Linked DNA regions of Homo sapiens: regions 2, 3 and 4 are each linked to region 1. A link is a loop called in an ENCODE intact Hi-C map of the cell type or tissue named here. Cell type or tissue: Calu3. All regions are shown on one strand.

Evidence for each region. Hi-C counts contacts between places; a loop is a spot of excess contacts. Peaks named below come from ENCODE experiments on the same cell type or tissue, not always from the same donor. Only the 100,000 strongest peaks of a DNase experiment are listed, where the experiment ranks them.
Region 2: a loop joins it to region 1, with 12 times the contacts of the local background. A loop is called at or near these places in 19 of 110 quality-filtered maps.
Region 3: it touches region 1 in a loop (23-fold over the local background); 36 of 110 quality-filtered maps call a loop at or near these places.
Region 4: it touches region 1 in a loop (10-fold over the local background); 7 of 110 quality-filtered maps call a loop at or near these places.

Annotation. Positions count from the first base shown.
Region 1 is chr4:27,314,210-27,322,209 of GRCh38, forward strand. No RefSeq gene overlaps it. Among named protein-coding and RNA genes, the nearest start is that of LINC02261, 100 kb to the left of the region's middle. In Calu3, no CTCF peak of the experiment used is centred here; a DNase peak (open chromatin) is centred at 4,752.
Region 2 is chr4:27,173,158-27,181,157 of GRCh38, forward strand. No RefSeq gene overlaps it. Among named protein-coding and RNA genes, the nearest start is that of LINC02261, 40 kb to the right of the region's middle. In Calu3, no CTCF peak of the experiment used is centred here; a DNase peak (open chromatin) is centred at 3,434.
Region 3 is chr4:27,044,193-27,052,192 of GRCh38, forward strand. No RefSeq gene overlaps it. Among named protein-coding and RNA genes, the nearest start is that of LINC02261, 170 kb to the right of the region's middle. In Calu3, a CTCF peak has its summit at 4,267; no DNase peak of the experiment used is centred here.
Region 4 is chr4:27,093,837-27,101,836 of GRCh38, forward strand. No RefSeq gene overlaps it. Among named protein-coding and RNA genes, the nearest start is that of LINC02261, 120 kb to the right of the region's middle. RefSeq lists an enhancer at 7,706-8,000. In Calu3, no CTCF peak of the experiment used is centred here; DNase peaks (open chromatin) are centred at 7,075 and 7,435.

The sequences.
Region 1 (8,000 bases):
AAGAGCTAGGCATCTCCTTGTGAATTGTCCATAGCTGTTCACAAGCTGATTGTCTTTCTTTTCTGCAGGGATTTCAGGGAAAATAAGCAAAGAAATGGAATAAACCCAACTGTTGGAAACAGTTCCTTTCATGCTTTGTCACCTTGTCTGCAGGTCTTTATCAACACAAGAGGCTTGCTGGTGGGAGGGGAATTAAACATTTGGGCACATTTACCTGCAGTTTGCTGTAGCCATTTTATTGTATAAAGGTTAAAGGTCAGGAGCTTTAGGAGACTAAGGGCATCTTTCTTCTTTAGGAATCTAGAATAAGACCCTATGACGGCTTGCATTTCTTTTGGCCACAGGACGAAGCTGTGATCTAGCCCTGGTGTCATGTGGCCTTGGTTTGAATGGTGCCATTGTTGGAACATGCATCTTATCTGCTATACATTGAACATTTATGTTACCCACCCCCAAATTTATATGTTGAAATCTAGTGCCCAAAATAATGATTTTATGAGAGGAGGGGCCTTTAGGAGATGACAAGGTCATAAGGATGGAGCCCTCATGAATGGGATTTGTGCACTTATAATAGAGACCCTAGGGAGCTCCTTAGCCCCTTCTATTACTATTTTGAGGTTACAGCAAGAACAAGGCTATCTATAAACTAGGAAGCAGACCCTCAGCAGGTACCAGATCTTCTGGTGTCTTGATCTTGGCCTATCCAGCCTCCAGAACTGTAAGAAATAAATTTTTGCTGTTTATAAGCCACCCAGTTAATAGGGTTCTGTTACAACAGCTCGAATGGATGAAGGCATCATCTTTGGACCCATTCCAGATTACATTCTCCTTGCTTTTTAAGGATTTCATCTTTCTCAGCTTTATTTGGGGATCACTGACTCTGGACTAAGTTGTGGTTGTGATTTTTTTTATAGCCTTTGTATTTTTCTCTCTCCTCTCCTATCTTGGCTTCTTCAAAATATGACATTCAACTGGGTTTCATTCTGGTTCTTGATAATGTACAATGAGAAGCAGGCAATCAGGACCGAGCAAGTCCCAGGAATCACAACAGAACAACTGGGTTCTAGTCACTGTTATAACATACCCTTATCACTTTAGACAACCTATTTGAACTCTTAAAGTGTTTATTTTTCTGTAAAATCGGGCTAATATCTATCACAAGAGGGTTGTGAGGATCAAATATAGTAAGGAATTATTTAAAAGCGCATGAAGATAGAAGTTGTCTGTGTAGTTGAAATAATATGTCTCTACTATCTCTATTTTGATTCGGTTGGTCTTAGAAAGAATGTGGGTTTTTCATAAAGACAGGCCTGTCCTGCTAGGATTTGGGCTTCTAAGATCAGGTTTGAGCACAGTTGAAATGTTGGCTGTCATTAACCACAGTCTATATCACTGCCTTGGATGTGTAATTCTGTAGGAACCTCCTATTTTCTCCTATTATATGAGCCTGGTAAAAATAAAGCCACAGACTGTGGGTAATTTTTTATAGAGTGTACTTCAGACAACTCAAAATCAATAGTTTTTTTTTTCCTGTTGAAGGCACCCAGGAAAGTAGAACATAGGAATCATAGGGGTTTACTATTGCTTTTTGAGTTTGATGGTAAAATTTTATAGTAGCCTCATAAAATGCATGGTTGAGTACAAAGTGCAATTGTATTCCATTATAGTTTATCATTGTCTGATGATGGATAGGGCTACATTTTGCATTTTGTAACATTTGACATCTAGTATATATGTAGTTATAGTGAATTCTTACACTTTTATGTTGCCTTGACATCCATTTTGAGTATGAGTTTAACTTTCTCATACCAGAAGCAGGGCTCAGTCTCTCTTGACACTTTCCAGTTCTACACCACACTTGAGGGGCTCAAGCCGGTGGCAGAGATGAGCATTTAGAGGCATCTCTCCTGCTTAGGCAATTGGGCTCCCGGCTTGCCCACAGCTTCCTTTAAATGGATGAATCGGGCACTTGCCTGAGAACTTAAAGTGATGCACACCCTAGTCCCTTATCTATATTGCTAGTTTCTACATGTGTGCGCTCTCTCTCTCTATTTAATTTGCACCTTCCATTTGAGGAACCAGGGACTATCCCGGGCAAAGTTTCCCTGGGACACCAGGGTGGGGGACACAGGCCTGGCTCCCAACACCACAGCAATAGCCAGGCAGGTATAAACTGTACATGAGTCAGACAAGAGCCACAAGGGCATCTGCCAATATAAACAAGCTCCTTGTGTGAGGAACCTCTGGTCATGGGTTGGACAACTAAGCATTAGCCCTTCCACCAGGTGAAAGAAGCATTACATGAACGGCACGCTGTAAACACCATATCCAGCTCCCATTCATTTTCCATCAGGGCATCATTGCTAGGCATGCTGATACCGGAATCCCAGTTTAGCTGGGGGCTCTCAAAATAGTGGTCAAAACATTGAATTCTGTTTTTCTTCTCCTAGTGGCTTAGGATCTCTAAGGCAGGAAAAGCACCTGAGGGTGGGATTGATGAAGGGGGCAGCAGACGGTGGGAAGTTTTTGGTGGCTTTTCAGAGACCCAAGGAATCAGAAAAAAAAAAAAAAAGGTAACCCCTAGCTTAGAATGCCCTTGGCATAAAGGTGGGTAGGTAATACCAGTGATAATAATATTAGTAACTAATGCATATTACAAGATTCTAGGCTTTGAGCTCATCACCTTGCATTCATTAGCTCATCTGAGCATCTCAGCTTCCCCATGCAGTTAGGCATGGTCGTGTGACTGAGTTCTAGCTAATGGGATGAGAGGGAAGTGATGTCCAGCAACCCATTCAGGACTGGTCTGTACAGTTGCCCACAATCTGTCTTCAAGCTCTTTTCCTGTTTGCTGCCTAGATTTAGAAGACTTTGACCTCAATGAGTGAGAGAGAAACAGGTTGGAAGGGGCCTGGGACCCCGAATGACCATGTGGAGCAGAGATGCTTATCAATGAGGTACACTTGCATTCTAAATTCAACTCTGTATAAGCTAGAAATAAACTATTAAGACATTAAAAGGTTGGTGCTTATTTGCTACAGTAGCTTTTTAACATTTGTACTAATTTAGTCCCCAACCAATATCCAGTATATCTAATTGTACTGGATAGTACAGTGATATCTACTTCCATGTATTGCTATAGAAAGAGGTTTACTTACAAGAAAAAAAATAAATCAATAGATATTACATCTTTTTTTTTTAACTTTAAGTTCTGGGATACATGTGCTGAACGTGCAGCTTTGTTACAGAGGTATACATGTGCCATAATGGTTTGCTGCATCTTTCAACCCATCATCTATGTTTTAAGCTTTGGACACGTTAGATATTTGTCCTAATGCTCCCCTTCCCCTTTCCCCCCACCCCCCGACAGGCCCCAGTGTGTGATACTCCCCCCATAGTGTCCATATGTTCTCATTGTTCAGCTCCCATTTATGAGTGAGAACATGCAGTGTTTGGTTTTCTCTTCCTGTGTTAGTTTGCCCAGGATGATAGTTTCTAGCTTCATCCATGTCCCTGCAAAGGACATTAACTCATCATTTTTTATGGCTGCATAGTATTCCATGGTGTACATGTGCCACATTTTCTTTATCTAGTCTATCATTGATGGACATTTGGGTTGGTTTCAAGTCTTTGCTATTGTAAATAGTGCTGCAGTAAACATACATGTGCATGTGTCTTTATAGTAGAATGATTTATAATCCTTTGGGTATATACCTAGTAATGGGATTGCTGGGTCAAATGGTATTTCTGGTTCTTAAAAATACATATGGTGACTGAGAATCCCATGGTCTTCGTTTTTGGAGCTAAACAATGTGCTTTACTATAACAAACCTTCAGTCCTTTGTTCCTTCCTTTGTTTTATCCTTCTTCTCTTTCTCCCTCTCTCCCTTCCCTTCTTATTAATTGCTAGTTGTGTTCCAGGTATTATGTTACATGAGGAAACAAAAAAGGAAGAAAATTAAATAAATACAGTTCCTGCCCTTAAGGAGCTCAGAGTCAAAGGGTGGGTTAAAATATATCAGTATCTAATCATGCTGCAATGTAGTAGTGACAGAGGATCTGTACTAAAGGAGCACGGAGGAGGGTACCTGACCTAATCAGGGAGGAGTGAAGAAAGCTTAGAGAAGATTAGGGACTAGGGTAGGGAGGAAGTTCCTGAGATGTGGGTTTTTCCATGATAAACCCTAAAGACTTCCAGACAAATCTGAGTGGGTTTAAATGGTGTCATTGTTGGAACTTGCATCTTATCTAGTGGAGGCCTAGGTGGAGGCAAGGTCCTTTTCTACCCTCAAAGGATGAGCAGGGGTTTGGGGAGAACATTCTAGACCAAGGGACATCATGAGCAGAAGCAAAGAGAGAAAGAACACATGGTGCTCTGGGGAACTGTAAGCAATGCAGTCTTGCTGGGGGACAAAGTGGAAGACAGCGCTGCAGAAGTGAGGCTGGAGAGGGAGGCAAGAGACAGACTATGAAGCTCTGAAACCAATTAAAGGAGCATAGGCATGGTTTTTGTTTTTGTTTTTTTTTTTTTAATGCAGGTGAGGGACTTAATGGAAGACTGAAGGCAGGGGAAGAGTGAGGAAGACACTGCAGAGGTCAAACCCTGGTTAGGGTTGAGAAGAGAGGCAGTTTTTAGAAGTCCTCAGAAGGCAAAATCTTCAGTTCTTGGCTATCGAGGAGACGAATGTGTCTAGGGAGAAAGTAGATGACTCCAAGATGATTTGTGCATTTCTAGCGACACCGTGTGGCTAGAGCCCCTGTGGTCGGCTGTCTGTCAGGTCTTCGTGAGGGTCTGTCTTGTCTTCTGGGGAGAGTAACTTTTCCTTCCCAGCCTCTCACTCTCAGCATGGAGCACTTTTCTGTACTGCCTCCTGGCACCACAGAACACTGTGACACTCCATAACAAAGGAGCAAACAAGCTACCTTAGAAAGGCAGATGAGGGCTAAGAAAATGAAAAGGAGCATACCTAAAAGAGGAACTAATATTTGAAGCAGAAATTCATCAAGAGCCTGGTTTCAAGGAAAGGAAATTATTTTGACTTTTGCTTCCTCTTCCCCAAACGTCCCTGTGGAAAAGCATACTTCCATTGCCTTTCCTCTCTAGACTCAAGGTTACACTCTCAGTCACCCATCATAGGAACATTTCTACCCATTGATGGGGAAAAGTTTCTCTTCTAAGCGCTGAAAGTATCAGTAACAATGGGGGCCTGATTCCCATTGTCTTCAGCTGGTATTGGTGGAGCACTTACAAAATCCCAGGCTTTGGACTTGTTCTTTTACATGCATTATCTCATTTGAGCTTCATCTCACAACCTCCCTGGGAAGTAGACACTCCTAATAGGCAATTGCAATCACGAAGATTAATGTAATACTTAAAGTTAAAGCAGTTAAATATTTTTCTTTACCTATGAGTTACTTGAGGTCAGGAATGCTTTTTTATTATTCACTTTCACATCTAGCCCAGTGTCTGGCCAGATGCCTTAGGAATGTTTGCAGGATCAGCGAATAGATTGGTTCCTTGAAGGAAAACAAAGCAAAGGGCAGAAAGAGCACACAGTCTTGGTAGCCAGCTGCCTAAAATCATCTTAAGCACTTTAGTGGCAAGGAAACCCAAGGCCTCTCTCTCCAAGTTTTCACATTTTCCAATATTTGACCTAAAAGATATATAAACCATCACATTCTTTGTTTTGAAAAAATAGCATTTACACAGAAAAGGATCGTCTTGAGGTCTAGCACACTGAGAAAAAGGAAAAAACCCTCTCATGTACAATGAAAACCAATTAAGAATTGTTGATAGTTGCGTATCTCATTATATGACCAAATTAAACCTAGAGCTTGGGTTATTGGGGGTGATATTTGTTTGCTATGGTTGTGTCTGGGGATCTGTCCTGATTCACTCACTCTTGTAGGTTCAATACATCTAGCTCAGTCTGAGACATAAATGGGAGCCTGTTGCATCAGTTCAGTCAATCAATTATTCAATGAAAATATATCAAGTGTCCATGGTGTTTATAGCAACAGGTCAAAAGGGAATCAGATAAACAAAACAAATACCATGCAGGTACTGCCTTGAAGGATACACATTTTAGCTGAGGCCTTGCAGAATTCAATGCATTTATTTGAATAGCTATCTTAATTTGGCTTTTGTTTTCAAATGAATGTTAAAGGGCCAGTCACATATTTTATGGAAGTTTATTTTGCTATATAACTAAATAATATAATTGCGTTAGTTAAAGTTACTTTTAAGCGCATCAAATGCATTTTTTATACAGATGGAGATACTGAGATATAAACCCAATTGGCGCTTTACCCAAAGATCCATGTTAGAGGAGAGGCTAGAACTTTTTTGTTTAAATATTTCTCCCCAGGCATAGTGGTTAAAACACGACTAGCGCTGAAAGTAATGGGCAATCCTTTGGAGCCTGGTAAAATGGTTATGATTGAGAAGTACATATTATCATCAGGTTTGTTGTGTTATTATTAGTCTCTTGTACAGACTTAAAAATGAAAACAAAAAATATATTTTCATTAATTTCAGCCTATGAATCAAAAACAGGAGCATACCTTATGATATTCATAACCATTTTGAACACATATTCTGTTTTGCAATACAAAAACATAATAAAAAAGAAACCCTACACTATCAGAACTAGAAACTAGAAACTAGAAAAAAAAACTGTCCTGAGAGTAAATCATTATGACTTCTGCCAATTGTAGATTCTTTCCTTAGATATATGCAATTTTGAAGGGAGTAAACTCATTTACTTAAAACTAAATGACATATAACATTGGTTATACCTATTAAAGATGAAAATTAATCAGCAAGACAAGTTTCAAACCAGAAATTTCTCTAAATGTGTTTGATTGCTTTTATATACTGAATTTTTTTGTCCTCCCCAAAATTCAAATGTTGAAGTCTAATCCCAGTGTGATGGTATTTGGAAGTGAGGTCTTTGGGAGGTGATCAGGTCATGAGGCTGAAGCTCTTATGTAATAGGATTAGTGCCCTTTTTAAAAAGACCCCACAGAGCTCCCTTGCCTCTTCCATCATTGAAGTTATGGCACAAACATGGCTGTCTCTGAACTAAAAGGCACGTCCTCACCCGATATTAAAAATCTATGTCTTGATCTTATACTTCTCAGTTTCCAGAACTGTGAGAAATAAATTTCTATTGTTTATAAGCCACCCAGTTTATGGCATTTTGTTATAGCAGCCTGAATGGACTAAGACCTCTCCTTTAATCTTAACAATATCCCCATCATGTCAATCTGATTATTACTCCCTTTTTACACATGATGAAAGTGGGGTTTAGAGAACTTACACAACTTGTGCAAAGTTATGTATCTAGTAGGTAGGAGTGATCCCTGGTTGTTCAACTGTCTTCTTAATGTTCCACAATCTACCTTTTATCTTGATCTACCCATAGAAAGAGATGAAGGGGCAGCATGAGTTCCTTAGAAAGGTTAATATCTGCCTTTCCTATTTAAATACACGGCTGTGTTAATTTCAAACTTGTATCCTCAGCATCTGTTATTGTCCCTAGCATATATAAGTTAATGCTTCATTGAATTATGAACAAATAAGAGCCAACATGGACATTCTGTCATTTTACAGTATGTAGAGATTAGAATATGTAACACAGTTATCCTAAGGGGATACGTTTTCTGACTGAGGACAAGAAATCTGGACAAAATGATAAGAGGGCTTATTTTATTTTTTTTCATTGGCCCTGACTTGAATTTTGGTTGTAGTTTTGAGATTTGTCCAAAGAGTCAACATCCAAACAAACCCAATGATCACAGGCATTCTCAATGTCCACCAAGAACTTTTAGGAAACAATACTTTTGAGAAATAAAGCCCAAGACTGATTATTTTACTCACAACTGCACCTATACTTGGTGGAGTGATTCAATCAAGGAAATGTCACACAAAGGTTCCATCTACTGAATCACTTGCTAACAGTGAGGCCCAGTTAACATTGCAGACCTGATGCTAGGGG
Region 2 (8,000 bases), 140 kb before region 1:
GATGTTTTGCTCCTTCTTTCTTTCCTGAAGCACAGGCCTGTTTGTGGCAGTTTGAAAGTTTGCACTTAAGAAGCTTAATTTTTTTCCCCCAAAGAGTCTTGCTCTTTGGGGCTGTCATCTTCTTCAGATGCAGCCTGGTGGGAATGAATCCCTGTTAAAATGAGAAAGAGACCATCTCTTATCGTGCCTGCGAGGGTCAGGGAAGGGGCACTCCACTATTCTGCCTTATGAGCTTTTCCCTCAGGGTCCCATCTACCTCATCAAATTCTGCCTCTGACTCGCTGATACCAGCCCCCTGGGAGTTGTTCTCAAAATCCAAAATCAATAAACACGGCTGTCAATCACACCAGGCCTTCTCAGCTCCGAGGTGCTACTTTTCTTGATTGAGGATTTCTGCAGAAGCCCAGAACTCCATTTTCACAGCAGCCTGCTGGGTTCTCAGTGAAGTTTGGTAATTCTCGCGATTAATTGCCTCATTAATAAAGGAGATTCACACAGTATACATGCTTTTATCCAGGTTGTCAGATACTTTTGAAAGGGTTTAATGCCAATAAAACTTTCAACGTTGCCATTAGCTTACTTATGTAAGCATTTAACATGCTCCACTTGGCCTTCGTTGCTTTGGGAAAATAGACAGGTTATCTGCTAATTTCAATATTTCATACACAATAAGAACTTTGATGTAAGTCTAAGGAGGTTGCTGTGTGAGGCTGGGAGCTGTCGAAGAGGCAATAGAAAAATGAAAATGAGTAAAAGCTAGCTCAAATTTGAACATTACCCAGGCAGTAGATAGCCTGAATTTGAGCATGCCATACAGGCTTACTAAGTACTTGGCTCAAGGCTCAAGTTTGAAAGCTTCAGTGCTGAATTTCACTGAGGTCCTTTATTACCCTGTTACATCTTTCCTGCCTTGGGATATTTGCACTGGTTTTTCTTTCTTCATTGATGTTTTCCCTCAGGATCTTGCATGGCTCCCTCTTGAACTTTTTTCAGTTTTCCACTGAAATGTTACCATCTTGGAGAGGTTACTTCATCACTTTAGTAAAAATTACTCTGCCCGTTATCACTGTCTACCTCTTCTTGTTCTTCAATAGCTTACATGATGGTGTGTGTTTATTTGTTTATTGCCGGTGATATGGTTTGGCTCTGACCCCACCTAAATCTCATCTTGAATTGTAGTTCCCATAATCTCCATTTGTCAGGAGAGGGACCTGGTGGGAGGTAATTGAATCATGGGAGTGGTTACCACCACGTTGTTCTCGTGATAGTGAATGAGTTCTCACTGAGATCTGATGGTTTTATAAGGGGCTTTTCTCCCTGCTTTGCTCTGCACTCCTCCTTCCTGCTGCCATGTGAAGAAGGACATGTTTGCTTTACCTTCTGCCATGATTGTAAGTTTCCCAAGGCCTCCCCAGCCATGCAGAACTGTGAGTTAATTAAACCTCTTTTCTTTATAAATTACCCAGTCTTGGGAAGTTCTTTTTTTTTTATTTTTTATTTTATTATTAGTTTTTTAGACAGAGTCTCACTCTGTCACCCAGGCTGGAGTGCAATGGCATGGTCTCAGCCCATTGCAACCTCTGCCTCCTGGGTTCAAGCAGTTCTCCCACCTCAGCCTCCCAAGTAGCTGGGACTACAGGCACCCGCCACCAAGCCCGGCTAATTTTTTGTATTTTTAGTAGAGACGGGGTTTCACCGTGTTAGCCAGGATGGTCTCGATCTCCTGACCTTGTGATCTGTCCACCTTGGCTTCCCAAAGTGCTGGGATTACAAGCGTGAGCCACTGCATTGGACAGTTCTTTATAGCAGCATGAGAACGGACTAACACAGTTGGTCTCCCTGGAGCAGAAGCTCCAAAGCCAAGGCCTGAGTTTGTTTTGCTCATTGCTGTATATCCTTAGAGCTGAGAACAATTCTTGTTATATTGTAACTGCTCAGTAAATATGTGACAATTGAATAAATGAAATTCTAATAACAGCAATGGAAAGAATAATAATAAAAACTTCCCAAATACAAGCTTACGGAAATGAACAACATTCATATTGACAACTCATCATTCCAGATATGATTCTATATCCACTTCTACAAGAAAAAGATACAAAGCTGTTGGTTCTATTGAATATGTAAAGTAAAATGTAAATATAAAATAGTTGTTAAAAATACAACTATTTAAAATTCAAAATTTTAAAAAAAATTTAACTTTATTTTCATTCAAACTGAAGAAATGAAAATGAAGGAAAGGTAAAATTTTAAATGGATTTTCTTTTTTTACAGCAAGAGATATTTTTTCAAAGATACCGCTAAAGAGATTATTAAGAAGAAAACATTAAGAAGTTGACATCAGTATCATTTTTTTTAAAAAACTACATTTGGGATTTGAGTTGCTGCCATAAAAAGTTAATATTTTGACCTATCTGCTCACCCTCTACCTCCCAATTTTTGTTGATTACACCTTGCATAATGCTCGAGGTTTACTTTCTGTTTGGTATATAATTCACACAACTGTCAAGTATTTATATTTAAATAGAGTCACTGCCTACCATCAGTTCTCCCTCCCTCCCTCCCTTCCTTCTTTCCTTCCTTCCTTCCTTCCTTCCTTCCTTCCTTCCTTCCTTCCTTCCCTCCTTCCTTCCTTCTTTTCTTCCTTCCTTCCTTCCCTCCTTTTTCTTCCTTTCTTCCTTTTTCTTTCTTTCTTTCAAAACAGGGTCTCACTCTATCACCCAGCCTGGAGTGCAGTGGTACAATCACGGCTTACTCTATTCTTGACCTCCCAGGCTCGGGTGATCCTCCTGCCTCAGCTTCCCAAATGGCTGGGACTACAGGCATGCAACACCATGCCCAGCTAATTTTTTTGTATTTTTTGTAGAGGCAAGGTTTCGCCATGTTGACCAAGCTGGTCTCAAACTCCTGGGCTCAAGCAATCTGCTCACCTTGGCCTCCCAAAGTGCTGGGATTACAGGTGTGAGCCACTGCATTCAGGCTCCGTCAGTTCTTTCTAATGTGCTCCTCTATTCCTTAGGTTTAAATCTTGATTAGATTTTTATTTGACTGGTTTCTTAGTCTGTTCTGGCTGCTGCACCATAGACTGGGTGGCTTAAACAATGTGTATTTATTTTCCATAGTTCTGGAAGTCCAAGACCAAGGTACTGGCAGATTCAGGGTCTGGTAAGGGGTGGCTTACTGGTTCACAGGTGGTTGTAACCTCATGTAGCAAAAAGGGCAAGGCAGCTCTCTGGGGCTTCTTTTATAAGAACACTAATCCCATTCATGCTCTACCTTCCTGACCTAATCACCTCCCAAAGGCCCAAACCTCCAAATGCCCTCCCACTGGGAATTAGGTTTCAATCTATGAATATTAGGGGTGCACGATCATTCAGTCCATAACAACTGGATTCATTGGCAAGTGGATTTTTCCAGCAGGCCCATAGGGTGGCACTGTAGCACTGCTGTTAAGAGTAGAGTCTCTAGCATCACTACCTAAGGCTAACATCTCAGTTCCCCCGTTTCCTAGCTGTGAGACCTTGGGCAAGTTACTTACTTTCTCTGTATCTTAGTTTCTTTATCTGAAAAAATCAAGATAACAATAGAATCTACTTTATTCTGTTTTATGAAATGAAATCATTCACGCTGTTCAAATAGTGTTTGGCCCACAGTAAGTCTACTTCACCAACTCCCCTTAAAAGAGATCTCATTGCTTGTAGTATAGTCTGCCCAAAATACTTCTCATCCTGCTTAACTGTAAGGACCAAGAGGTCTAAAATTCTTCCCTCCTGAGGCCTCACATTTACACAAATATTGTTGTTTTCTTATCTTGCTCTCTCTTGTGGGTAAGTTCAAAGACTATGATCTCTGACATTCACAGCCATGAAAGTGATAATGGGAGGTGAAGACAGTGTAGCTACAACCAGCCTTAGGAAGCTCAGGAAGCTGGGGGCGGCTGGGCCAGGGGCTGTTGAGCCACTTTGGAATCCTTCTTATGAACCAGCAGCCTGGGAGAAGGTCTGCAGCTAGGAATGCCGCAGCAGCCTGCATCTGATAAGTTTATTTCCATAGTTGGCTGTGATTTGCCCTGGAATGGATATCCCTCCTGCCAAGGTACATGCTGTTTGCTCAGATGTTGGTCACATTTTGATAATCATTTAACCTTTATTTATTCTGCACGCCCTACGGTGTAGATAATCGTCCCTGGCTGCCTCAGGAGCTCCACTGGAGACAGTGCGGAGCTGGAGGACCGCTTCCCGCTGGGAATCTCCTCTAGAGATGGATATGTTCATTTCAATGGAAAGTTCCTCACCAATCTGATTTGTAGACAGAATTGGCATTTTTAATTAACAGCAAATGAGAAAAATGGGACATTTTTTTCTTTAGATTTTCACTTCAGGAGTTCTGATGAAGCCCTCCTTTTTTTTTGTATTGTGATTATTCCTCTCTCTCATGTATTCTTTGACATAAATATGCTTAAGTTCATTTATTTTCATAACAGAATTACGGAGATCAGGAAATGGAGAAGAGTAAAATAGTGCAAAGTCTTTTCAAATTTCATTGATGAACCACTGCATCTATTTATAAATGAAATTTGACATTTTAAATTTAATTTCATTTGTATTATCTTTTATCTGTGAAATATTTTTTAGGCTCTTATATGAAGTTTATGGTGGCTTGATAAAAATAAATTAGAATGCCTTCTCTATTCTTTCATTTTCAGTTTAAATAGTATTTAAATAGTATTAGAATTATGTATTATTTTTACATGATTCCTGAACTTTTTAAAATTAATTCTTTAATTCTGAAGAGAACTTTATATATACATATATACAGTTTTTTTTCCCTAAATACCTAGCTTTTGGAGGTACTTATCAGTTTCCCACAAAAAGTGATTTCCAAAACATGTGCATTGTTCTTAATCAATAAAAATTTTACTTGAACTTTAGACTTTTGCCTGTGAATATTATCTTCTTTAGTGTGCAAATAAAAAACTCAGCCAAGGGAAATATACAGACAGAGAGTGGATTGAAGAGCATTTGGAGAGATCCTTCCATTCCAAAACATCAGAGAGCAGGATGAGTAGACATAATGGCCTTGCCCTTCTGCTTAGCTCTGAGCTGGGCCTTGGCATTATGCCCTCAGCTTACATCGAGAAATTCTCTGAAGAAACGGAGGTTTTGCAGGGGTACTGCTGAAGATACTGTATTCTGTTTTACTCAGTAACCTCTATGTAAAGGCCTGGACACAACTTTTCATTTAGACCTATGCTGTCTGTATGTGACTTCTGAGCAAATGAAATATGGCTAGTGCAAATGAGGAATTGGATTTCATTTAATTTTTAATTAAATCAAATGTAAAAGTGAACACAGCCATGAGAGAACATTTAAGGATGTTAGAACAGTGTGGGTATGTGAATCTACTTTTTCAACAGTCCATTTGTGAAATCCAAATATAGATCAAGTGTTTCTGATAAAAATTTAGTACATCTCCATTGAGATGCACTATGAGTATAAAATATACATCATATTTTGAAGACAGTATGTAAAAAAAGAATAAAAAATCTTAGTAGTCTTATATATTGACTATGTTGAAATGATAATATTTTGGATATATTGGGTTAAATAAAATGTTAAAACCAATGTCATCTTTTTTTAACATTTTTAAATGTGGCTGTTAGAAAATTTAAAATTTCATAGGTGACTCAAATTGTATTTCTATTGAACAGCTCTGGTATAAAGTTCCAGGAAGAAACATCATTTCTTCTAAGAAATTAGTATGCATTTTTTCCTCTTCTCATAGACAACATGAATGTTGTAATCAAATTAATTTATACAAATAGGTAAATCCTTGGCCATCAGAACCTCACAGCTCTATTTTCAGCTCAGCATTATTTCCTCTAAATCATATCACTTTTATATCTTCGCTTAATTTTATCCCCTGATCTTACCTGCCTGACATGTCTATATTTTCCCTTGCCATCATTTAATTTAGTTTCCATTTGTCTAATTTATTGTGTTATATTTGTTCTTGTGGGCAATGGCAAGTCATGTTCCTGAGAACAAGTCTTGCCTCAAGTACTTCTCTGTGAACCTGTTCACATTATCAGCATGGCAAGACATGAACAATGGTTTGATGAAACCCTTTCATTTGAGATGAAAAAGACAGAAGTACAAAGTGACTGGCATTTTGAAAGCCCAAAGCTCCATGCAGTTCAACACAAGTTTCCTATTTCTAAACACCACTCAGGTTTGTGGTCAGTTTTCGAGATCTAGAAATCTTTCCTGAAGTGTTTTCAATAGGAGAACCTGGCATTTCACTAATTGAATGTCGCTGGTTAACTGATAACGTCAGTAGAGCTGAATGTTATCATAAGGGAATGATTTTCTGCTGCTAGATAATGCTGAGGGGAAGTCTAAACATATGAGTGCAACATTAAAGATGTTGATAATATGGCCCCAGAAAGCTACCATGATTGATTGGCTATTATATGGAATTTATTGTACTTCTATCATTTTGTCTGGTGAAACCCAGCTGAATGGTTCACTACAATGATGGTATTTTGGGCTGTGTTAAAAGACGTGATGGTCAATAAACTAAGCTATGCTACTGAAATGACCCTGGACTTTGGGGTCACACAGATGTAGTAGGTTCGAATTCCAATTCTTCTTTTCTACCAGAGTGACTTTTGAGAAATTACATAAAACTTCACATGAATTTAATGACTACCACATCCAATGTCATTTTCCTAGTTGCTAACATATATTGAGTGTTTACTCTTCACCAGACACTTTACTCTTATCTCCTCACACAAGCTTTGAGGAACTGTGGACATCAAAGCTTAGGGAGGTTAAATAACTTGCCTAGGAAAATTATTATTCCTTCTTATTGTTAGAAATAGAACTGAAATTCAAAAATATGTCTGACTCCAAAGCATGTGAGCCTTCCGTCTAACACATTAGTAGCAATTATCCATTAACTTCAGTTCGCTGAAACATTGATTACCAAGAGGGTTCTGAAATTGCGTGGCAGTTCCTCTAAGGAATTTTGCCTGCATTCAGGGAGCAGGCATCCCGTGATCGGTGGGAGCCAACCTGTCTTGTGGCTCAGCTTTCTTCTTTCTGGTGAGGACTGCATTGTATGAGATAAAATTTACTGTTTATTTAGAAAGCAGCACATACATTAGCTAACTGTTGGAAACATAAATTGTCTTAATTACAATGAGGGTCAAAAATTATAATCTATTCAAGCCTTAGTTTATAAAGTAACTAGTATAAGCTCTTCTCTGTAAGTACAACTATAAAAACCAAGAATAAAAGGCTGTGCTGAATTCTTCCCTGTCCAGTGAGTGTTTGATGCTATCATCCATTACAAAGTGTTATAGAGTAAACACCTCTTCAAATGCACATCTTCCATCTTTTAGTAGTAGAGATTTAAAATGACCAAAGTAAAGTAAAACAAACCACGCTAAACCAAAAAATGATTGAAGAAACTGAATTTTGTTTGGCCTTAGATTTTCTTGCCTCACTTTCTCAGGGTTCTTCTATCCAAATGTATAAATCTTTTGTCAAGAGGAAGGACCTTTATTCTAGCTAGTGATTTTGAGAACATAGATTTATTTACTTTTTTATTCAAATAGACATGGTAAAGTTCATCCATTCATTTATACATTCATTCATCAGCAAATATGTGATCACTTTATTTGAATAAATAACCTACAAACTTTATGAGCTGAGCCTGCCTTTAGGCACTGGAGAAAGAGAGATAAAAATGAGTGGGTGTTAGAATTTTTCTGGAAATTAAGTTTTAAGGGAGGAGAGAATAGGTTCCATGCTGAGGTTAGGGGTGGCATGGAGAAGGGGAATGGTGCCTTAGAGAAAGGGCAGATATTTTTATTTTTATTTTTTTGAGACAAAGTTTCACTCTATCCCCCAAGCTGGAGGGCAGTGGCACAATCTTGGCTCACTGCAATCTCCACCTCCTGGGTTCAAGCGATTCTCCTGCCTCAGCCTCCCGAG
Region 3 (8,000 bases), 270 kb before region 1:
TGGTCCTATGCACACAATATTTGCCAACTCCTGCAATAATGTCCTGGACTAGGAATAAATGTAAAACAGAACCACCCTGAAAAAGGAATAAAACCAAGCCAGAGTAGGGGAACTTGGCACCAACTGACTGCTTTGCAGAACAAAACTAACATTCTTTAAAGAAGACAACATAATCTAGACTCTTCATAATGTATCACACCTAATGCCCAGCATACAATAAAAAATTTCTAGACATATAAGAAGTTAGAATTATGTTACTCATGATCAAGGGAACAAAACCCAGTTAATGGGAATAGAGTTTTATATGTTGTAAAGACTAAACTGAACTATAGAGTTCAGATGTTGTAAAGACTAAAATTTTAAGATTGCCATTACAAATATGTTCAGAGGTAAAAAGGAAAACATGGCCACAATAAGTGAACAGGTGGAAAACCTCAAATGGAAAACCTCAATAGAGCAATGAGCCTTATAAAAAGAAACAAATGAAAATTCTATAACCGAAAGGTATGCTGTTAGAAATGAAGACTTTACTGGAGGGGTTTGACAGCAGATTGGAGACTTCACAAGAAAAGGTACAGTGAACTTGAAGAGAAATCAATAAAAATTATCCCATCTGAAGAAGAAAGAGAAAAAAGTGGAAAGATGAAAACAATGAACAGAGACTTAGTGATCATGTGAGATTATTAAGTTGTCTAACATCCACATAATTGGGATTCAAGAAAAGGAGAAGGGAGGGAATGGGCAGAAAAAATATTTGAGAAAATAATACCTGAAAATTCCCAAAATTGGGTAGTAAAAAATTAATATTCATCCAAGACGCTCAGTAAATCCCAAACAAGATAAGTACAAAGAGAACTCCACTTAGAAAATCTTAAAAGAAGCCAAAGAAAAAAAGACCCAACACAGGAGAACAAAGATGCATATGACAAATGCCTTCTACTGGGAAGTAATGAGGGCCAGAAGACATATAAGAACTTCTTAAACTCATTGAAAGAAGAAGGAAAACTGTCAGCAAAGACAGGTGTTTTCATGCTAACTTTATCCAGCATGAATATCCTTCAAAAATTAGAATAAAATAGATTTTCAGATCCATTTTTAAAAAGCTGAAAAGATATGTTGCCAGCAGATCTACACTATGAGAAATGCTAACGGAAGTTCTTTAGCCTCCAAATAAATGACATTAGATGAAAACTCAGACCTACGGAAGTAAAGCAAAGACCAGAAATTTTAAATACATGGATAAATATAAAAAATACTGTTTTGTTCTCAATTTCTTTTTTTCTTTATCTTTTTAAAAATTGAGATCAATTGGAAGATGAAAAGTTATTTTATCCAGGGTCTTGTTATGTTGGCCAGGCTGGTCTTGAACTTCTGGCCTCAAGTGATCCTCCTGCCTTGGCCTCCCAAAGTGCTGGGATTAAAGGAATGAGCCACTGTGTCCAACCTTACTTCTCAACTTCTTTAAGAAACATGTAACACTTTGAAGCAAAGGTAATATTGCATTTCGAAATTTACAATATATGTTGAACAAAATATGACAATAGCTCAGGGGACAAAAATGAAACTATACTCTTGAAAGCACCTTGCACTTCACATGAAGTGGAATATTACTCTGTAGTGTGTAATAAGGTAAGGGTGAATGTTCTACTCACTAGAGTAGCTGCTATAAAAAATAAGACATAGCTAAAACCTCAATGGAAGACACAGAATATTAAAAATCTGGTTAATTCAAAAGAAAACAAGCAAGGAGAGATGGAGGAACAAGAACAAACAAAAAAGAATGGAAAGGCTGTGCGCGGTGGCTCATGTCTGTAATCCCAGCACTTTGGGAGGCTGGGAGTTCGAGACCAGCCTGGCCAACATGGTGAAACCCTGCCTCTACTAAAAATACAAAAACTAGCCAGGTGTGGTGGCACGTGCCTGTAATCCCAGCGACTTCGGAAGCTAAGGCAGGAGAATTGCTTAAACCTGGGGGGCGGAGGTTGCAGTGAGCTGAGATTACGCCACTGCACTCCAGCCTGGGTGACCGAACAAGACTCCATCTCAGAAAAAAGAAAAAAAAAAACAACTGGAAAAACACAAAACAAATAGCAAGATAATACAATTAAACCCAGTCATATTAATAATTACTTAAAGTGAACTGCCTAAACTCTTTATTCAAGAGGCAGAGAACTTCTGACCGAATAAAAATGTAAGACCCACAGTGTGTTGCCCATAAATGATGAAATGTAAGTATAAATACACATGTCAAAAAGGAGGGGGAAATTATGTATTACAAAATAGTAGGCATAAGAAAGCTGGTATGCTTATATCAATTTCACACAAAGTAGCCTTCAAGACAAAGATTGTTACTACATATAAAGAGGGACATTTCATATTGAGGAAAGGGTTAATTTACCAACAAAGCACACACATCCTAAATATGTTTATATAAGAAGTACATGATAACAGAGCTTCAAAATGCATGAAACAAAAGCTCATGCAATTAAGGCAAGAACCAGACAAATCCACAATTGCAAGAGTACATTTCAACACTCCTTTTTCATACATTGAAACAATGGAACAAGGAAGAGAAGGGCGAGTTGGGAAGCTGCACCTGCCTCACCTCTCTGACTGCTCATGCCCGTGAACCTTTCCCTCCCGATCTCTCCCATACACGTATTTGAAATGTCCTTCCTTAATCTGTTTATCAGAAGTATGTGGAATCAGATACAAAAGTTGTGATACTCATGTCATGGTTTTCTTTGTTCTGTGACAGTTATAACCCCTCAATTATTTAACCAAGAGGGAAAACGAGCTGGAGCACCTCAGTGCAAATTAGCTGAGAGTGCAAATCAATGGCAACCTCTCAACTTGCTTGGCACTGTGTTCCCTACCTGCAAAAATTTATTTACTCAATAGAGGCACATACAGAGCCTGGCATCACTTTGTACACATTTTTTTCTCTAAGTCTCTTTTGGTTATTTGACATTGTGGCCACTATTAGTTATGATTTTTTTTCCTGGTTCAATGATGTGATTATTTGAAAACATCAGAACAACAGCCCCTGTCTTCTTTGGCAATTTCTGTCTTTGACTTTATTTTAGTGCTTTCTTCTCCTTTCTTTCTCTCCCATTGTGTCTTCCATTAACTGGTGATGAACTCCTGGGGGAGATTTCTCAGGTGTAACCAGGGTAGAGAAAGGACTGGCCTAACCTACTGATGAATCAGCGTGTGAGTGGGGAAACCACTTACTGCATTTGCAGATAGATGGTGCACAGGCCGGGCATGGTGGCTCACGCCTGTAATCCCAGCACTTTGGGAGGCCGAGGTGGGCGCATCACCTGAGGTCAGGAGTTCGAGACCAGCCTGGCCAATGTGATGAAACCCCGTCTCTACTAAAAATACAAAAATTAGCCAGGTGTGCTGGCACGCGCCTGTAATCCCAACTGCTCGGGAGATTGAGTCAGGAGAATCACTTGAACCTGGGAGGCAGAGGTTGCAGTGAGCCAAGATCGCACCCTTGGACTCCAGCCTGGGTGACAAGAGTGAAACTCCATCTCAAAATAAATAACTAAATAAGTAATAATAATAATAATAATAATAATAATAATAATAATAATAAAAGACGGTGCACGGTTTCATTAAGCCTTACACTGCACAGCTGTATAAATTACAGAGGGCAGGACAGCTAAATCCAATGCTGTGTTCGAATCTTGTCTAGACTGGCATTTCAGTGTGGCACATAAGCACTTGACACATTTCTAAGCTGGTAACAGCCCCCTGGGTTCTCTCTTCCTTTCTCATTTGGTCAGTATTCACTGGCAATATTTTTTCTTCTATCCCAAAGATCACAAACTGGCTGTCACAAACTGGCTGTCTTTGAGCCAAAGCTGGTCCTCAGACATGTTTTATTCAGACCGCACAGCTAAATTTTTTAGAAGTTGCCAAATTAAAATATCTGGAGATTTCACACACATGTACACATTTTCAGCTTTCCTTAAACAAACAAACAACCAAAAACACGCAAAAAAAGGAAGGGCAATACTAAGACTGGGCTGCACATGCATTCAGGCTCTTGGCGGGCCTCGTGGAGATCTGAGTTTGCCCCTCTTTTTCTGGTTAACATGCCCCTCCTCAACGTCTCCGACGCCTCAGAGTTCAGGGATGTGAAGAAAAATTTTGAGATCTCTCATCTAAAGATTGCATTATTTGGAACTGTGAGTCTCCCTTCCCCATCGTTATCACATATACCAGCCAGCAAACCCTTTTATTACGCTGCTGATTTTACAACTGGGAAGACGGCAATCAGAAAAATAAAAAAGGGCTGTGGTTTCTCCCAGTTTCCTCTAGATGGCAGTATTGTATTGGTATTATTTCCAATACTCCCGATCCCAGCTGCTTTCAAAATGTTAATTATATAATTTTTCAGTGGGAATAATCTTTGTTTCTAAATTTATTACAGTATTTTTTCAATAATGTCAAATTTATCAGTAAGCAGGTAGAGTCCACAAAGCTGCAGTTTTAAGAGAACAGAACGACCGACTTTTTACCCCTCCTTGGAACTTCCCGAGTTAATGAGTAGAAACAGAACATATTGCAACGTATAATTGTCACGATTATGCGGGCTGTTCATTTAGCGTTTTCGTGTGCACATGCATTCAGCTGCCACATCTGCAGTGCACGTTGGAAAAATAGCCCCTTCTCTGTGCAGTTGGAAACATCGACTGTTTCTCATTTGGAGCAATTTCTTTATTTTGTTTTGTGGATAATGAATGTTACCCACAAATATGGGAAGCAAGGAAGCAGAAACACAGTTTGTATTACGAGGAGGCTCTTAGAGATATCCACATACACAAGTAGACAAATGTGAGCTGCGTGTCGGCCTCATACAAAAACAAAGCAGGTACTGTGAAAGGGAAGTTGTGTGTGTTAATGAGATTAATGGTTTCAGAACAAATCCGTTTCAGAGCAGCTAATTAAATATTTCGTTTTGAGTTATTTGGTGTAATTTTCTTTGGTACTCGACAAATACTAAGTATTTAATTTTATCTTCCAGCACAACCCATTAATATTTCACTGGTTGAATTCTTTGCTGTGGTGCTTTGGGTTTTGAAACACCTTTTGAGTACTGGTTAATCCACTTGACAGCCGAAGGTGAACAGGGACTCTGCAGTTCTCTGTTATGAAAGCCTGGTCAATTTCATCTTGGCCCCATCTAAGTAGGAGTTAAGTTTTGTGTTTTTATCACCTTGGTTCCATCCTAAAACGTTAGAGTTGGAAAAGCTCCACAAGGACCTCTCCCAGCCAGGGTTCAAGTGTTACAGTTGCTGCATAAACTTGCTCAGGGATGGGAATGTTGTGGTTGGCATTGTGTCAACGTAAAGATGGCCCCACTGAGGGGTAGGGCTAACCGTTGGGCCATTTTTCCCCATGGTGAGCCCAGCTCAGCGCAGCGGTGGGAAATGCAGTCAGGGAGGGGAACAGGGCTGTTCACGCAGAGGTCTGTGGGAAATTCTGAGGAGCTGATGTCCTTCTCAGCACAGCCCTCCAGGCAGGTGCTATGATTTCCTCAGAAATGGCACATGAGAGGAAACCTCTCTGCCTCGACTTAACCCAGGTGCAAAGTCTGCCATGACCTGGCCCTTCTATTATGAGAAAGACAGCCTTACTTCTACTGAACCCTGACTCCTTGTAGGTAAGTGCACATGATAGCAATAATTTAAGTGTACCCTGAGAAGGACTCTGTATGGCAGATGCACCTGAATGTGAGTTCTGGGCTAGGGAATCCAGGAGTGGCGAACTCGGAGATTTGTTCCATGTCTATCAGGAACATCTGAGCCCCTGGCCCACGCCATGGAACACGGGGATTCAGGCCCTGAGTTTTGGGTTGAGTGAGGATTGCCAGGTGGAGGTTGTTAGGGAGAAGGTGTTAAGTAGAAATGCTACGTGAACTGCGGGCTTTTTGCAAGGAGCTGTGGTTTTCCTGCCTAGCCGCCACCACTTTACTGTAGGGAAGGCCGATATCTTGCCCAGCCCACGGCCACTGGGCCCTCTCCCCTGTATGTAAGCCTCCAGTAAAATCTCATGGGCTGGGTGCGGTGGCTCACGCATGTAATCCCAGCACTTTGGGAGGCAGAGGCAGGCAGATCACTTGAGGTCAGGAGTTCGAGACCAGCCTTGCTAACATGGTAAAACTCCATCTCTACAAAAATACAAAAATTAGCTGGGCATGGTGGTGCACGCTTGTAATCCCAGCTACTCAGGAGGCTGCAGCAGGAGAATTGCTTGAACCTAGGAGGTGGAGGCTTCAGTGAGCCGAGAGGGCACCACTTGCTCCAGCCTGGGCAACAGAGGGAGATTCTGTCTCAAAAAACCCCCCCAAAATCTCATGTTTTGTTTGCTGGCGCTGGGTCTCCTCTCCAGCCTCTTGAATCTGGTACCTTCCCCACTAGAGTCAATAGGGTTTCAGTGCGACACTCCTCTCTACCCCTAAGTTAAATGCCCTGAATCTTAGATGGTTTTCCCATTGTTCCACTATGGCCATACCCCACTTCCCACAGCCTATATGGACTCTGGCCTGTGGTTCCAGTTGGGCGACACTCATATTAGATGTCTAGAAAAATCTCATTAAGTAACCTTTGCTCTCAGTCATCTCCCCTGTTAGCAAGAGCAGCCCAACATGGAGAAGCAGCCCAATCTTGTCACAGAGTCTCCTCCCTCACCCCTGACCAGGGATCATGCTGACCCATCCACACTGTTCCTGGCCCTTCCAGACGCCCTTCTCACCTCCTCCCCACCACCCTCCCCCTTCTGCATCCTTCAGGACCCATGTCGAATCTGTGTGTCTCTCACCAAGCCTACCTGGACACACCTCTGTCTCCATGACAGAATTTCTCCTCCCACTCAGTGCCTCCAGTGCCCAGCTCCACCCCATTAGCAATCATTCCAAAGATTTCCCTGATAGGCATGGGGCCTGGTGATCTTTTTGTCCAGGTTTTCATAGGCCTCAGCTCCAGGTAAATGGATTCTGAATTCAAGCAAATAAATATCCACATTCTTCTCTTTTTTTTTTTTTTTTTTTGAGACACAGTCTCACTTTATTGCCCAGGCTGGTGTGCAGTGGCGGGATCTCAGCTCAGTGCAACCTCCGCCTCTTGGGTTCAAGTGATTCTTATGCCTCAGCCTCCCAAGTAGCTGGGACTATAGGCACGTGCCACCACGCCTGGCTGATTTTTGTATTTTTAGTAGAGATGGTGTTTCACCATGTTGGCTAGGGTGGTGGAGCATTTAAAATTCTGACAATCTTTCTAGTTACAAGAAAAATTTGAAGACAAGTCACCTTTTATACATAGCATGTATTTTCAACACTATAGCCTTTGGCTAATGAGAACTTGTTATGGGAAGCACCAGATCTTTATTTCCACCTGGGGACAATCTCCTCTCACCTCAGGTCTGGAGGCCCCATGTGAAATCAAGCTCTCTTGTCAAAGTGCTCGCTGTGTAATCGGCAGAATTTGCAAAAGTTGAATGGCTGGAGGGAGCAGGACGGGAAGAACTGGGCTGAGAGGTAGGTCAGTGGAGAGACGTCCTGTGTTTAGACTTACATAGGTATTTTCTGAGAAGATAAAAGAGGCCATTCAGTTAGAGGGAATAGTATACGTAAGACGTGGAATTTGAAACAGCTGTCTAGGTACACCCTTTGCTTCTAGGCTCAGCTACGTTCCTGCCTTTTTCAGAAAGCTTTCCCAGATCATCTCAGGCCACAGTGACTTTCACTGTTGTTAACTGTCTTGTTCTTTTATTTTGAGACAGAGTCGCTCTGTCACCCAGGCTGGAGTGCAGTGGTGCGATCTCGGCTCACTGCAACCTCTGCCTCCCAGGTTCACGTGATTCTCCTGTCTCAGCCTCCCAAGTAGCTGGGATTACAAATGTGCACCACCATGGACGGCTACTTTTTGTGTTTTTAGTAGAGATGAGGTTTCACCATTTAGCTAGCCTGGTCTCGAACTCCTGACCTC
Region 4 (8,000 bases), 220 kb before region 1:
TTCATTTTAATGTGAGAAAGCTGAGTTTCAGATAAGTGAAATAACTTGCCCAAAGTTGAGTGGGTCTAGAACCTTACTCTGAGCTACTCCCAGACCTGGTCAGGGCTGCAATTTATCAGTAAATGTATCTGTTGACTGCGCCCCACTGCACATGGGGGACCCCCCAGCCAGACACCTGCAAACACTCTTAAATTTCATCCTCACCCTCAACTCTGTGAGGGAAGGTATATTTACTCCAGTTTAACAGATAAAGGAATTGAATCTCAGAGAAGTCAAACAACTTATCCCTGGCCACGCAGCTAATAGGTGGCAGAGCTGGGGCTTGACCCCGGATCTTTCTGACATAATACAATCTTGTGCTTTTCCTCCTATATTGATTGTTTCCACACCTGGAAATAACATCTGAACTACCCAGGGAGCATTTATAAAATATAGATTCTTAAGTCTCATCCCCAGAGATGGCTGGGGCAGGCCTGGGAATCAGCATTTTGCAGAAGCCTTTCAGTAACAGGAACTGCTGCCCCACGGCACAGTGCAATGAGTGTGGCGATCCTAAGGCCAGAGGAAGGCTGCAGTTGCCCTGGGCAGGGACCGTGCTCCTGAGAGAGGGTGGGAAGTACAACCCTTCACATTCTTGGCACCTCTGACATTGATTTGCTGTGTGACTGCTGATCAGACAACCATACCATTGGTCGTTTGATTTTCAGACATATAAGATTAGCAGCTAATGCAGGTGTTTCCTTTATTCGATTCTGATATGGAAAGGAGCGACCAAAACAAAAGTCTCATCTGCAGAATGTTTAGATGGCTCTAGACAGTGTGGCCAAGAAGAGGGGCTGGTGTTGGCAGAACCGGCCCACAGACAGGACAGAGGAATTCATGGTGAGTTACCTCCCTGTCTGGTCCTTAACTTCCATGTCTGTAATGTGAGTACGTTGAATGATTAGCACTTCTTAGAGCATGATCTGGAACTTCCTGCACCTAAAACACATACACAGCTTGTTAAAAATGCAGATTGCATTCACTAGAATGTAAGCTCCACAACAGCAAAGGGCTATTTGTTCAATACCATGTCCCTAGGCCCAGAAACAGAGCTTGGCATGTAGTAGGAACTTATTAAATATTTGCTGAACGATTGAATGGAATCTTGGAAACCAGCCCAGGCCTACTGAATTAGCGTCTCTACATGGGGCTAGGAATCTGGGAATCTTTCTGAAGAGCTGCAGGTGATTCTTAAGAGCATTAGCATTTGGGAACCACTGAAACTGGTAGTTGCCACCATTTTTCTGGTTTGACCTTGGACATTCCCTTGGCTTGTTGCCATATCCAACCTACAGCTGAATCCTATGGCAATTTCTCTTAAAAGGGAGAAAAAGAGATAACTGTTGAGAAGCTCTTGTTTTTATATGAAGTCATCAGGAGGGTTTCCCACCAGCCTCTCCTTCTCCATCCTGCAAAGAACAAGGGGAGTGTCCAGGCCTGAGACCTGTGGTGATGGAACAGACGGAGGCCAGGAAATGCTGAGGACAGATGCATGGCTAGGACCTCAGCCTGTGTGGTGCGCCTGTGGCCCCTGGGCTGTTCCCAGCAGCCTCATCAGTATGAGGTGCATTCCCTGGGAGGCACACTGCCCTCCTGAGCATTGCATTCTGGTTGGGGAGGAACCCATACTGCAGCACTACTTTGTGGCCCGTCCCCATTTATCAAATTACCCAGATTATTTGAGTTGACGTGGACAGCTGAATCCTCTTGTGAGCTGCTTACCTGGGAAGCCACTTTAGTGACTTGCCACAGGGGCTCAGGGGATAGGGCATACCGCATGTCCTTCCCTTCTGAATGGCCAGTGGCTTCTGTCCTCCTGCCTGCAGGAGGAGGACCCCAAGGGAACCCAAAGCACATTCCAGAAGAAACTTGGTGAGAGCTTGGTGTCTGGGCAGGGGGCCTCATTTTGGTCCACGTTTCTCAACCAAGGCTGCATATCAGGTTGCTTGAGGGAGCTTTTGAAAGACTAATGCCTGCTCCACCCTAAACCAATTAAATGTGAACCTCTGAAGGTGCGTACTAGAAATGCACATTTTTTATAGTCAAGGTTGCAAACTGTCAATTAGGTGGAGCTGATGTTTAGTTGCCTTTTAAGACCACTTTCTTTGGGTTTTGTTTGCTCTGTCAAATGTTGTTTAAAAATTAACACACTTTTTTAAGAGCAATTTTAGGTTTATAGCAAAAATGAGCAGAAATTAGAGAGAATTCCAATATACCCTCCTCCCTTCTCCCTTTCCTTCCGCAAGCTCCCCTTTCAAATGCTGTTTTCCATACAATCAGCATTGCATGGTTTGCAGTGACCAAGGAATGACTCTCAGATTTCCTCACATCACAAGATGCTCCCTAAAACTGCCTAAGCACAAACCTAGTGTTGGCATAGGTTTCACAATACCTCTTTGGAAAAATGGCGGAATCCCTGGCCTTTTTGTGGCCACAGTGTGTCTGTGGTGGGCTGGCTACTCCCCTCTGACTGGCTGCAAGTCAGCTTGCAAGATTTCTCTGCTGTGCGCTCTGTAGGTAAAACCCTCCTTTCTCAGGGATGAGTCTACAAGGCAACCGGCGTGAGGGTGCATATAGAAAAGGGCTCAGGAATGGATTGTAAAATAATCACGTTCGAATCGCCTTAAAACAAAGCCATCCCTCCACCTCCAATTTGTCCCCATTTTTTTCTAAAATGTTCTTCTGCTTTTTGAAAATCTTATTTTTGGCTTAATTCTCAACTTTTTAAATGTAAAAACATTTCACTAGGGGGCACTTCAAGACTGAGTAAGAAAAAACCCCCAGCAACTTGGTGACAATACATTCCACTTCACCATTAACTGGGTAAACAGTCCTGTACAAAACAAAATATAAAAAATACATAAGGAATTAAAAATGTATTTAGCTGAAACTGTGACTCGATTTCTGCGAGTCATTTTCTACACCTGTTTTCTTCAAACTGGACAGAAGTGGCATTCTTGGTCTTGCTGACAATTTTGACCTGAGTATTAGAATTGTAATAATAATGATAATAATAATAATAGTCTCTTCCTCTGGTTAAAACAGACACTTTGCTTACTGCAGTCATTTGATGCAACTGAGCGTTTAAGACTTTTATTCAGAAATTTATGTTTGAGAAATGTTTTCTTTCTCAACATTAATGGGGAGTGTGAATGTAAGAGCTAGCAGCTTTTTGGTGCGGGATTAGTGGAGGAATTTTCTGCAGCAGAGAGAAGGTCTGCAGGGGGAATCTGGGACCTGAGTTCTAGCCCTGGCTCATTTCTATCCAGCAGTGTGACCTTGGACAAGTTGCTGTCCCTCTTCGGACCTCAATATCCTTATTTGTAAAATGATAGTATCGTACTGGAAGACACTTAAGATCTCTTTCCAGTCTGACCTGCTGTCCCCCAAGCAGTCTCCCTGTGGTGAGAGCGCTCACACTGCATTTTTCCTGAACTGTTGCATGAAAAGCTAAACTCAAGGCAATTCTGGGAGAAAGGCAGAGAGACAGAAGGATACGGGCATGAGTCTTGGTTCTCCCCTTTGGGAGGTGTTATGGGTCTAATCGTGTCCCCCAAAAGATGTTGAAGTCTCAGGACCGGTGAATGTAGCCTTATTTGGTGATAGGGGTGGTGCAGATGATCAAGTTAAGACGACATCATGAGGATGGGCCCTAAGCCAATATGACGGTGTTCTTTATAAAAGGGAAATTTATATGCAGAGATAGACACAGACAATGGGAACATCATGTGAAGGTGAAGGCAGGGACTGGGGTGATGTATCGACAAGCGAAGGAATGCCAGCAGCCACCAGAGGCGACGGGAGAGCGTGGAACAGATTCTCCCTCACAGCACTCAGAAGGAGGCAACCCTGCCAACATCTTGATCTTGGACTTGCAGCTTCCAGACTGTCAAATAATAAATTTCTGTGATTTTCAGCACCTGGTGTGTGGTACTTTGTTACAACAGCCCTAGAAAACGAATGCAGGAGAGTATTTAACCTTAGCCTTCACCCTATAAGGATGTGAGCAATGATTAAATGAGAAGATGTACAGGAAAGCCCCTTGCATGCAAGGCTTGCCATCTGGTAGGTGTTTATCAAATGTTAATGATTGTAAGGAAGGAACAAAGGAGAGAGGAAGGAGAGGATGGAGGAATGAGGAAGGAAACTCTTGATACGAAGCACCTGTTAGGTGCTGGAAACTTTATATATTGATCTTTAATTCTCAGTAACAACCATATTGTTGCTGAGAGACTGGGGCCCCTCAGAGGGACAGCCATTTGCAGAAGGTCATGGAGCTAGGAAGTGACATTAAACTGGGCCCATCTGACTCCAAAACCTGTGCTGTTTCCACACTGCTATGCTTGTTGTTAGGGCCAAGTATTATTTATCCTGCCATGATAAACCACATTCATTCATTCATTCATTCACTCATTCATTCACTTCCTCATCATTCAAGAGAGAAAAGGGGAAGGAGGCAGGTCCATTTCAATGAGCTGATGGCAGACTTGATTCCAAGAAGTCATGGTTTGACTTTCTAGAACAGCTGACATTAATTGTCCACAAGATTGTTTGCTGCTGGATGCCAGCGTGAGGCTGTCTAGGGAAAGCAGATCCCAGAAGCCAAACCAGGAGGACTTGGAGCAAAAAACGGGGCAAATCACGTTACTTTAGTTTCTTCCCTAAATAAATATGTCCACACTCTGTTTTAAAGGGCATTCACGGACGACTCAAAACCAGGTTTATTCCAGGCAGAATCCCTTCAGACCCCAAATCTGTCTTGGTTATTGGCCCATTCCTCATTTGGTATTTCCCCTCTTTGGGCCAGCCCCATCCTCATCCTTGTCATTCTTGCCTCTCCACATCCCCCTACTCCCATCCCATCCTGTCCCATCCTGTCCATCCCATCCCATCCCACCCCAGTTAAGTGAGACATTCACCTGGAGTTTGTCTCAGTTTCTGAAGTTATAGAGGTGAGCTAAAGAGGGAGCCCTGGAAGGCCCCAGGTTGTTGCAATACCATGGGATGTGCAAGTAGGCACTGGATGGGGTTATCCAGGAGGGCTTCCTAGAGGAGGGGATGACAAGCAATGGTATTGGAGAATGCAACAGGACAACCTTCCAGGCTCAGGGAACAGCATGCGCAAAGGCCTGATGCCCAAAATAGCAAGGCAAGTGCAGACAACTGGAAACAATTAGGAATTGGGCATAAAACGTAAGAGAAGGGAGTGAGAGAAGGCTGGAGGGTTAGCAAATTCCGGGTCACTAAGTGACCCTGGCATTTCAGAGCCGCCCTCCAAGGCACCCATTCTGCTCACCATTTCCAGAAGCCCCTCTCTGCTGTGCTTCCTGCAGCCCTCGACTCTCCTCCGCTTAACTTTCTGGGATCTAAAGGGGGCTCCTCTCTTCTCTCTGCTTTTACCAAATCATGCATTCCTTCACAGTGCAGTCATTCAGCTCATTGCTATGGAGTGTCTAGTCTCTACTAGGTCCTGCTCCAGCTCCTGGGTCCCAGTGGGGAAGAGTCATGGCACCAGTGGAGAGTGGTTTATGTGCTTCTTAGCTAAGGCATTTTAGAAATAAACAACAATTTAGTGGCAGGCTGGAGGGGAACTATTTGGGGATAGTCAGCCCCCCTCCTTGGAGCAGACTATGATGCGACGTGGCTGTCTGGGCACACAGCTGTTTGAGCCTCCTCCCTGTTCCCAACCTCTCTGGGCGTTCAACTTCTCTCATCTCAGTTCTTCTGTTGCCTTGGTAAGGCTCTTGGAGACACCTTTCTCGTGGCTGACACTGCCTGGAAACTTCAGGAGGACAGATACGTCCTGAGCACATCCTGCCTGGTTGGGCTTTATTGGTAACCTCAGTGTGGCCCTAATGGGAGGCCTCTTTGGGGCCAGTTCTGAATATCTTCGTGTTCACCGTGATCTCATTGGTGCCACTGAGCTCAGGCATTTCTCTTTTTTTATTCCTGAGCTTCCCCACATGTATCCCTGGGTGCATTCGTGTTGTAGGACTTCCATAACACACTGCTGCAAGCTGGGTGGCTTATAGCGACAGACATGTATTGTCTTACAGTTTTACAGGACTAAAGTCTGAAATCTAGATGTTGGCAGAGCCATCATTTCTCTGAAGTCTCTAGGGGAGAATCCTTCCTTGGCTCTTCTAGCTTCTTGTGGTTGCAGGCAGTCCTTGGCATTTGTTGGTTGTGGCAGCGTCCCTCCAGTCTCTGCTGCCGTCTTCACACGGTCTTTCCCCCTGTATGTCTGTGTGTCTCCCATTCCCTCTCCTTGCAAGGATACCAGTCATTGGATTTAAGGCCCATTCTAAGCCAGGAGGGGTTTATCTTAATTTGATTACATCTCTAAAGACCCTGTTTCCAAATAAGGTCACATTCACAAGTACCAGGGATTCAGACTTCAGCACATATTTTGGGGAATACGATTGACTCCACAATACTGGATGTGAGAAGCAAAGCTTTTCCTTTGGAGCATGTTAAGCCTGACTTCCACTTATCATATAAGAAGCAGGGCCCCAAGTTTCTCCCAGCACTTCTAAAGCTAGAAGGCTTGTTCTGTCAGGGAGAGCTTGGTCCATGACATCAGGTAGACAGTCAGTGGGTGCTGAAGTCTAGACAGAAATGAAAATGGATCTGCTGAATTCCAGAATGTGGAGAAAGACACAGAGAGAAAGAGAGAGAGACAGAGAGACAGAGAGAGAGAGACAGAGAGACAGAGAGAGACAGACAGAGATACAGAGAGAGAGAGAGAGACAGAGAGAGACAGAGAGAGAGAGAGACTGTCTCTAGCTATTGTTCCCACTCCTTTTTTGCAGATCCTTGCTACAGTTTGCTGGTGAGTGGGGTGGGGCACCTGATGCTGGGTTTAACGATCTATTCCCATTCCTGAGTGTTTAGCTCTGTTCTGTGTAACAGTCCGTTCTTATTTTACCATTTAGTTCCCAGTGGCTCCTCAAGGTGTAAGGTAACACGGTAAGGCTTGGTCAGCAGGTCTAGGTGTGGCAGCCTGTTTCCCAACTGCAGATCAGCTTAGGGGAAGCAGAAATTTCTCTGCACTGAGTCAGGACCAAAAGCAGAACATCACAGCTACCAAGTGCAGCCGATCAGACGTGCCTAGGAAAGCGATGATGCCCATCGATTGGTGTGAACTTTCTAGAAACGTCTAGGAAACAGGTGGGGTTGCGTCTGTGGTCTGAAGCGAAATATTTGTGCTCCTCTGAGTCAGGTGTTTATCAGATCTTTTCCATAAAACAAACCTTGTTTGTTTTGAAGCAGTTATCTTTTGAGTGCCTTTCTCTAAACAGATTTCTAGTCATTACGTATTCAGTTGAGAACGGCAATTTCTCTTACCATTTCTCCTGAGCACGGCAGGCCAGTCGTATGTGGAGGGGGGGCATGCAAGTCTGACTCGCCCTTACATCAGTAGCAGCGGCTGATGGGTGAGGAAACGAGCACGTTTTCTCTTAGGGAAACAGTGTTTTAATGTGGCTCCAGTAGGCACTGTCCAGAACTCTCTTTTCCCACCCAGGCTGGCGTGTTCTCCACCAGAGCACTTAGGAGACGTGCTGAGATGTTAAGTACTGAGGGGTGAGGGATGTTTTTGTTGCTGTGCTCGGCAAAGCCGACTGCTTTTTACAAACACATTAAACATTAATATCTACAGAATGGGCAGTTTTATAGTGCACAAGCAAGAGTTTCTTGGACACGGATTTATTTATTTTTTATTAATGTAACCTTAGTATGCCGCATATTTCTTGCAGAGCTCCAGATCTCAAAGGCCTTCGCTGGACCCAGTGAATACTTTATGATTCCATTTAAGACCAAGGGAACCAATAAACTCACCCCAATTTACATTTCAGTGGAGTCTCATAAGTAATGCATGCCTGCATACTGCTGGCCCTCAACTGTCTCCCGGACTGCCTTTAATACCTCATCACACGCGTGACCTTTTCAGGAGGCTG